Regions from separate parts of the Homo sapiens genome. Here region 1 is linked to region 2. A link is a contact called in ENCODE Hi-C or POLR2A ChIA-PET data. All regions are on one chromosome and are shown on one strand. The core of a region is the stretch at or near the end of the contact, and the rest is flanking DNA. Distances in the headings are between cores, read along the strand shown. Region 1 overlaps ADAMTS17 (ADAM metallopeptidase with thrombospondin type 1 motif 17). Region 2 overlaps ADAMTS17 (ADAM metallopeptidase with thrombospondin type 1 motif 17).

Region 1 (4,104 bases), core at 1,153-3,652, 36 kb after region 2:
ACAAGTTCTAATCATACTGACTGCTTGCAGTAGGTGTGGTAGGGAGAAATAGCACAGTGTTGTAGGCTAACAGGACTTTCCTTGGTTTACAGTGAAATTCGTTAGGACATAGATTTATTGATATCAGTGTGTTCATTGTCATTTTCCTTTTAAAAAACAATTTATATATTTTGAATTTATACAAATACACTTGAGTATACTTTCTCACTGGAAGAAGTTTAATACTACACAAACAAAAACATAGCATAGTATTTTCATATTTACATTTGTCTCAATTCTATGTTAGGAGTAACTCAATATTATATCATACTACATTTGCAATTTTTAAAAACATGTCTCAGAGATCATGTATGTTATTATGTATAGCTCTATTTTTTTGCTTAAATCGCTATGAAGTTTATATATCTACTCACCTACTAATGGACATTTAGGTTGTTTCAAAATTTTCACTATAAGAAACAACACTGTATCATATATGAATATGCACAGAAAACCCCTCCACAAAATACTAGCAAGCCCAATCCAGCCACATATAAAAAGGATTCTACATTATGATCAAATATGATTTATGCTAGGACTCAAGCTTGGTTTAACATATGGAAAAATCAGACTGGGCACACTGGCTAACCCCTGTAATCCCAGCAGTTTGGGAGGCTGAGACAGGTGGAACACTTGAGGCCAGGAGTTTGCAACCAGCCTGGCCAACATGGTGAAACCCTATCTCTACCACAAAAAAAAAAAAAAAAAAAAAAAAAAAAATTAGCCTGGCATGGTGGTGCGTGCCTGTAATCCCAGCTACTCAGGAGGCTGAGGCACGAGAATCGCTTGAACCCGGTGGGCAAGGGTTGCAGTGATCCGAGATTGTGCAACTGCACTCCAGCCTGGGCAACAGAGTGAGACTCCCTCTCAAAAAAAAAAAAAAAATCAATCAATATAATCCTCCATGTTAATAAGGAGCAAAATCCACAAGATCATCTCAATAGGTGCAGGAAAAGCATTTGACAAATTTCAACACTCCTTCCTGATAAAAATACTCAACAAACTAGGAATAGAAGGGAGCATGCTCAACCTGATAAAGGGCATCTACAAAACTCCACAGCTAACAGCATATTTAATGGTGAAATACTAAATGCTTGTCCCCTAAGATAAGGAACAAGACAAGGACGTCCTGCTACTCCCATTCAACACTGTACTGGGAGTTCTATCTAGGGCAACTAGGCAAGGAAAAGAAATATAAAGCATACAGATTGGAAAGAAGAAGTAAAATTATCTCTATTTGCAGATGCTAAAATCTTATATACAGAAAATCCCAAGGAATCCATTAAAAAACCTATATGACAGATTCAGTAAGATTGCAGGATACAAGGCCAATATATAAAAATCAACTGCATTTCTATATGTTAGCAATGAACAGTTGGAAAATGAAATTTAAAAACAATTCAATTTAAGTAGCATCAAAAAGAAACACTTAGGAATACATTAAAAAAAGACCTGGAGGGTTTGTAAGATGAAGACTACAATACATTGCTGAAAGGTATTAACAAATATCTAAATAAATGGAAAGATATTTTATATTCTTGGATCAGATGACATTGTAAAAAATGTAACTGCTTCACAAATTGGTCTACAGATTCAACGTAATCCCTATAAAAAAATCCCAGCTTTTTTTTTTTTTTGCGAAAAATGACAAGCTGTTCCTAAAATTCAGATGAAAATGCAACAGACCCAGAATAGCCAAAGTAATACTTCAAAAGAAGTTGAAGAACTCAGATTTCCTGATTCCAAAACTTTCTAGCTATCTGTAGCAATCAAGACAGCAAGGTAATGGCATAAGGACAGTCGTTTCTAACAATGGAATATAGAGTCCAGAAAACAATTTTTTTTTAAACAAAGGTGCCAAGAATATTCATCGGGGAAAGAACAGTCTTCAACCAACAGTGTTGGGACAACTGGATATCCATATGCGAAAGGATGAAGTTGTACACCTATTTCAGACCATACAAAAAAATTAACTAAAAAATGGATCACAGATGTAAATATCAGAGCTAAAACTAGAAACCTCTTGGAAGAAAACATAGGGGTAAATCTTCATGACCTTGAATTAGGCAATAGTTTCTTAGACACAGCAGCAAAAGCACACGCAACAAAAGAAAAAATAGTTTAACTGGATTGCATCAAAACTGAAAACCTGTGTTTCAAAAGATACCATCAAGAGAGTGAAAAGCCAACTCATACACTGGGAGAAAATCTGTGCAAAGCATTTGTCTGATAAAGGAACTGCATCCAGAATATATAAAGAAAGCTTGCAGCTCGACAAGAAAATGACAATCCAATTTAAAAATGGGCAAAGGATTTTAACAGGCACTTCCGCAAAAAAGATATATGAACAATCCATAAGCAAATAAAAAGATGCTAATGATATATTAGTCATTAGGGAAGTGCAAACCAAAACCACAAGGACATACCACATTGTACCCACTAGGATGACTCTAACAAAAAACAGTAAGTTGGAGAGAACATGGAGAAACAGTAGCCTTCATTCACTGCTACCAGAAACGTAAAGTGGTGCCGCCACTTTGGAAAAGAGTTTGGCAGCTACTCCAAAAGTTAAACACAGAATTCTCACTCACCAATTCCATTCCCAGGTATATACACAAGGGAAATGAAAACATGTCCACATGGTAACTCGTACACAAAAGTTTATATCAGCATTATTCCTAACAGCCAAAAAAGTGGAAACAATCCAAATACCAATCAACCAATGACTGTATTTATACAATGTGATATCTCCAAACAATGGAATAGTATTTGGCAATAAAAAGAAACATTGATGTATGTGACAACATGCATGACTTGAAAATACTATGCTAAGGGAAAAAAGCCTGTCAGGAAGGACCACGTATTATACTACTCCATTTACATGAAATGTCCAGATAGGCAAATTTGTAGATACAGACATTAGATGAGTGGTTACCTAGGGCTTAAGAGGGAGATGGGGAATGACTGCTACCAAGCATGGGGTTTCTTTTGGGAATGACTGTGGTGATATGGCACCATTCCTTGGGGTGATCAGCCAGCAACCTGGTGGCAAGTTGATTATATTGTACCTTTTCCATCATGGAAACGGCAGTGGTTTGTCCTCACTGGAATAGACACTTACTCCGGATATGGGTTTGCCTATCCTGCACGAAATGCTTCTGCCAAGACTACCATCCGTGGAGTCTCGGAATGCCTTATCCACCATCATGGTATTCCACACAGCACTGCCTCTGACCAAGGCACTCACTTTACAGCTAAAGAGGTGTGGCAGTGGGCTTATGCTCATGGAATTCACTGGTCTTACCATGTTCTCCATCATCCTGAAGAGGCTGCAAAGAACGGTGGAATGGCCTTTTGAAGTCACAATTACAATGCCAACTAGGTGACAACACTTTGCAGGGCTGAGGCAAAGTTCTCCAGCAGGCCGTATATGTTCTGAATTAGCATCCAATATACGGTACTGTTTCTCCCATAGCCAGGATTCACGGTCCAGGAATCAAGGGGTGAAACTGAACTGACACCACTCACCATCACCCCTAGTGATCCCCTAGCAAAATTTTTGCTTCCTGTTCCCCCGACATTACATTCTGCTGGCCTGGAGATCTTAGTTCCAGAGGGAGAAATGCTGCCACCAGGAGACACAATGATTCCATTAAACTGGAAGATTGGTACCCACCTGGACACTTTGGGCTCCTCCCACCTTTAAGTCAACAGGCCAAGAAGGGAGTTACAGTGTTGACTGGGGTGACTGACCTGGACTATCAAGATGAAATCAGTCTACTACTCCACAAAGGAGGTAAGGAAGAGTATGCATGGAATACAGGAGATCCATTAGGGCGTCTCTTAGTATCACCATGCCCTGTGACTAAGGTCAATGGGAAACTACAACAGCCCAATCCAGGCAGGACTACAAATGACCCAGACCATTCAGGAATGAAGGTTTGGGTCACTCCACCAAGAAAAAACCCACGTCTTGCTGAGGTGCTTGCTGAAGGCAAAGGGAATACAGAACGGGTAGTAGAAAAAGGTAGTTATCGATACCAGCTACAACCATGTGACCAGCTG
Region 2 (4,645 bases), core at 923-3,422:
GAAAATGTTTATGTTTCAGACTAGCAAGAAATTGATTAAAAAACCATATCTTTTCAGATTGTGGCAATAGCTAAAGATCCACGTATTCCAGGCTTCATTCTTAAGTCATGGTCTCTCTCTCTGTCTCTCATACATGCACGCGTGCACACACACAAAATATGCTTTAATAAAAAGGGATTCCATTCCATTTTAACCCCAAATAAGGCCAGCCTGATTAAGATAATTGAGGAAGGAGAACACATTTAAAAACCAAATACGCTTCCTTGCAAATGACTATTCAATTCAATTGCCAGTAAGATGTTGAATGTTCTTTTCTGAATCACTCTAATTCAATGTACAGTACAGCATGTACTGCCTGGGAAGAAGTTCAAATCATAAATACCATAGGGAAATATCTAATAACTTGGAATGGCCTTTTTCAAGTGGCTAATAAGCTCTTAAAGACTGCAAAAATGTTAAATCTGGTAAAGCACAAGGTCTGTGCTCCGGGACGTGTCCACTTCATTGGCAGCCCCTGCCTCCTTGCTCCAGGACCACCTGAGGCTGGGTCTCAAGGGTCTCGTCACACAGTACTGCTCTTTGGATGCTGAATGATGGGGAGGCCTCTTCCCTGCAGACTGTGGTTAGCAAGGTGAAGGCTGCTGGCCATGGCCATAACAGCTGGGCTGATCTGTGATTTCTGCCATGCCTGCCAATGTCAGGGTCAGGTTTGTCAATGTTTTTGTGTTGGTGTGTGAGATGCTGGGGAGACGCCATCTGCCATGCGTGTCAGACTCCAGATTCCATATGGTTACAGCAGGGTTTGGGAGAAGTATCCACAGAGCTAGGATTAGAATAAAGTGGTGCTAATGGTGTGCAGTTGGGAAGGCAAAGGAAACTGTCAGGAACTCAATGGAAAAAGGGTTGAAGAAAATTAAAGGGAGATCAGGAGAAATAAAGGAAAGTATAAAGGAAAAAGACAAACATCTCTGCCACTTTAAAGGTCAAAGAGTAACAATAACATAGAAAGGCTCTTTCACCTTGCCAGGTTCAACAGTGGGTTGCATTCTGGCTTCTTTAATAAAGTTCACACCATGGGATTCTTGGGCGCTTCTTCCAGGTTCCAGGCTCTGTCCTCCACTCATGCCACCCCATCTGAAACAGCCATTTGTAATCCAGACCCTCCACATCTCCACCTTACCCTGTTGCCCAGGTGCAGTTTTTACTTGTGTGTCCAATCTCCCCGATTTTCTGGCACTCATTTCCTAAGGTCAGGTTTTCTACTTTTCTTCACTTACTAGCATGAATCCATGTAACCATAGGTTCTTATGAAAGACTCATGACAACTAGATCGTGCCATGCAATAATTCAAATTTTGTTGTCCAAATATTTGTGTGTGTATAATAGCTGTACAGAAGTCCTCCCTTATCTGTGGCAGATATGTTCTAAGACCCCCAGTGGATGCTTGAAAATAAGGCTAGTACTGAACCCTGTATATACTATGCACAGATTTCTTTCTTCTTTTTCTTCACAATTTCATGGGTAGAAGATTCATTTACTGTAGATCTGAGCAACCTCAGCATACATTTGTTTTTCTTTCCTTATTAAGTTGAAGACGTTTACCTTTTCACTTACAGGATGCATTTTATAGCTTCTTTTTAGTACATCTGAGTTGCCATCATCACCACTCTTGTGCTTTGAGACCAATATTAAGTAAAACGCAAGAACTACGACACCCTACAGTTGATCTAACTGAGATGGCTACTGAGTGACAACCAGCAGGGAGCAGAGACACTGTGGATCCCCTGGACAAGGGGATGATTCACGTCCTGGGCAGGACAGAGCGGGATGGTGTGAGATTTCATGACACTACTCAGAACAGCAAGCAACTTAAAACTGATGAACTGTTTCAGAAATTTTCCTTTTAATATTTTTGGGCAATGGTTGACCACGGGTAACTGAAACCACAGAAAGTGAAACTGCAAATAAGTGGGAACTACTGTACATAATACATATATATATGTATATGGTGCATGTAGATACATTTACATGTGTGTATGTATATATGTATGTGTATGTATGTACGCACGGATCTATCTTGTTAGGAATTGCAAGAGCTTCAAAATCTATTATCAGATCATACATTTCTTTAGCCAAACAATAAATCCTCTTTGATGAGTCATGGCACTCGCATATCCAGTTTAAGAAAAAGTACAAGGTCAGATGGTTCAGAATAAACAAATCAACAAATGAGCAAACAAAACCAGCCTGGGGCAGGGAGCCAGGCACTTGCTGTCTACAGTCTCTAAGGCAGATCTTAGGTGCTATTTTCTCCTGTTTTTCAATTTCATTTTCTTCTCTGCTCTAAGTAATTCCACTCATTCTTTAAGTCTGATTCACATGATTTTACAGTCAGGAAGGGAGTGTAAGGAAGTGGGAAAGAGAAGTGGTGGGGAGGCAGAAATCGAATATTTATCAAGTTACACAATAAAAAGAAATTCAGAATTCTAACACGTCCTCCTTTGTATAATAAGAAAATACATTCCCTGAGCTAATACCTGCAGAGCTCTGGCTCATGCTGAGAGCGTGGTGCCAATATCTCAGTGGGCAAAACGGGAGTAAGCAATAATCCAAAACACAGGCCAGCAAACTCTTACGTGTGGGCTATGTCTGGCCTGCGGGGTTATTTTTGGACAACCCAAGGGCGAATAACAAATTTTACATGTTTTAAAGGATTATGACTCAAAATACAGAAAAAAATATGCCAGAGACCACATGTGGCCTGCGAAGGCAAAAATATTTATTCTCTAGACCTATACAGATGAAGTTTGCTGACCCCTGTTCTACGGAGATACTAAGAACTTGCTTCTGAAATTGCTTTTAGTCTGAAGTGTATTTGGCTTGAACTTGGCTCAAACGTGGCAACACGGCAGGACTGTGGTCCATCAAGCCAGAATGACTCTGAACTTTCTGTAGCAATACACACACTTGATGTTATCTATCGTAGGCTTAGCACAGCTCTGTGGCACTCATTAATAGAGTCTGCACTCATGTTTGTTTATGTCACTTTGTTTTGTAGGTGTTTTCCTACATGATCTTCTGGTTTCAGTTTTGCAGTGCAGCATGGTTCTCTCTTAGAAGATACATGGGAGGCAAAATCACGAACTTGATATACTTGCCCACTTGTTGCAATGATCAGAGGGCTCTGTTATGGCACTTTGAATTAATCTGGAATCTAGTTGAAACATGAAGATGTGATCTGATTACCTCTCATCTGTCTTTCACAAACCTGGGAAATTTTTGATCACTGTTTCTTAAATGATTATTTTCTGCTCCATTTTCTCTCTCCTCTCCTTCTGTGACTCCAATTACCCTTATGCTAGAATGCTTGATACTATCCCACAGGTAACTGAGTCTTGCTCATTGTCAACAATTTTTTCCTTCCCATTTTCTAGACTGAATAATGTCTAATCCTCTATCTTCAAGTTCAGTAATCTTTCATCATCTTACTCTGTTGTTAGACCCATGGAGTGAATTTTTAAAATTTCAGATATTGTATTTATTTTTTAGTCCTAAAACTGTGTTTTTGTAGAGTATATCTTTGTTGCTTCTAAGATCTCCTATATGTTCCATGACCATGAGCATAGCTTTTCTTACGTTTCTGAGCATAGTTACAATAGCTGCTTTAACATTCTTTTCTTCTAATTCCAACATACATGTCATCTTCCAGTCAGTCTCCATTAATGGCCTTCTCTTTTGAGTATGGATCTGTTTCCCTATATGACTAGTAATTTTGGATTGTACCTGGAACACTGTGAATGATACACTAATCAACAGCAGCACTGCTCAACAGAAAGAAGATGAGAACTGGATATATAATTTGGATTTTTTTTTTTTTTTTTTGAGACGGAGTCTGGCTTAATCACCCAGGCTGGAGTACAGTGGCGTGATCTCAGCTCACTGCAACCTCTGTATCCCAGGTTCAAGCAATTCTTCTGCCTCAGCCTCCTGAGTAGTTGGGACTACAGGTGCACGCCACCATGCCTGGCTAATTTTTGTATTTTTAGTAGAGATGGGGTTTCATCATGTTGGCCAGGCTGGTCTTGAAATCTTGACCTCAGTGATCTGCCTGCCTTGGCCTCCCAAAGTGGTGGGATTACAGGTATGAGCCACCATGCCCAGCCTGTTAATTTGGATTTTTTTAGAAGCCACATTAAAATAACCTCAAATTTAATTTTAGTAATATATTTTGTTTGTCCTAATGCATCCCAAATATAATCATTTGGGACGATTATAATCAAAGTAATCACGTTAAAAATTAAGATATTTTATAATCTTAAATATTTTATAAAATAATTGAGACTTATAATCTCTTTTCATACTAAATCTTTGAAACCTCATGTATATTTTATATTTATAGCAGATTTCAATTTGGAGTGGCTAGTGACCACCATATTGAACTATGCAGCTCTAGAGTTTCATTTTAGAAGAATATTGAATTTTTGTTTTAGTAGGCAGCTAATTTGGCTGGAATAAAACTCCAGGCACTGTCTCTCTTGTGGTGGGCAGCAGCTACAGTCTCAGTTCAGGTCTTCTAGCTTTAGCTGTGCTATGTGGAGTCTGGCCGGCCTGTCTTATTCTTAGATTTGGCCCTAGTCTCTAAGAA

The links. Hi-C counts contacts between places; a loop is a spot of excess contacts on that map. ChIA-PET counts read pairs that join two places held with the same protein, here RNA polymerase II (POLR2A). Pooled maps may share reads with other maps.
Region 1: a loop to region 2 is called in a map of PC-3, with 7 times the contacts of the local background. The contact joins two enhancer-like sites. A Hi-C loop is called at or near these places in 2 of 168 maps with a recorded cell type or tissue (PC-3 and PC-9) and 2 of 50 pooled maps. POLR2A ChIA-PET finds 5 or more read pairs at or near these places in 1 of 52 experiments (MCF 10A).

The regions. Positions count from the first base shown.
Region 1 is chr15:100,076,554-100,080,657 of GRCh38, forward strand. All of the region lies in intron 15 of ADAMTS17 (ADAM metallopeptidase with thrombospondin type 1 motif 17), which reads right to left. Among named protein-coding and RNA genes, the nearest start is that of ADAMTS17, 260 kb to the right of the region's middle. Within about 2 kb of position 2,403, at least 2 of the 41 ENCODE cell types and tissues checked have a DNase peak (open chromatin) inside an H3K27ac peak, as active enhancers do; they include PC-3 and PC-9, where a contact is called at or near this core.
Region 2 is chr15:100,040,944-100,045,588 of GRCh38, forward strand. All of the region lies in intron 18 of ADAMTS17 (ADAM metallopeptidase with thrombospondin type 1 motif 17), which reads right to left. Among named protein-coding and RNA genes, the nearest start is that of ADAMTS17, 300 kb to the right of the region's middle. Within about 2 kb of position 2,173, at least 12 of the 41 ENCODE cell types and tissues checked have a DNase peak (open chromatin) inside an H3K27ac peak, as active enhancers do; they include PC-3 and PC-9, where a contact is called at or near this core.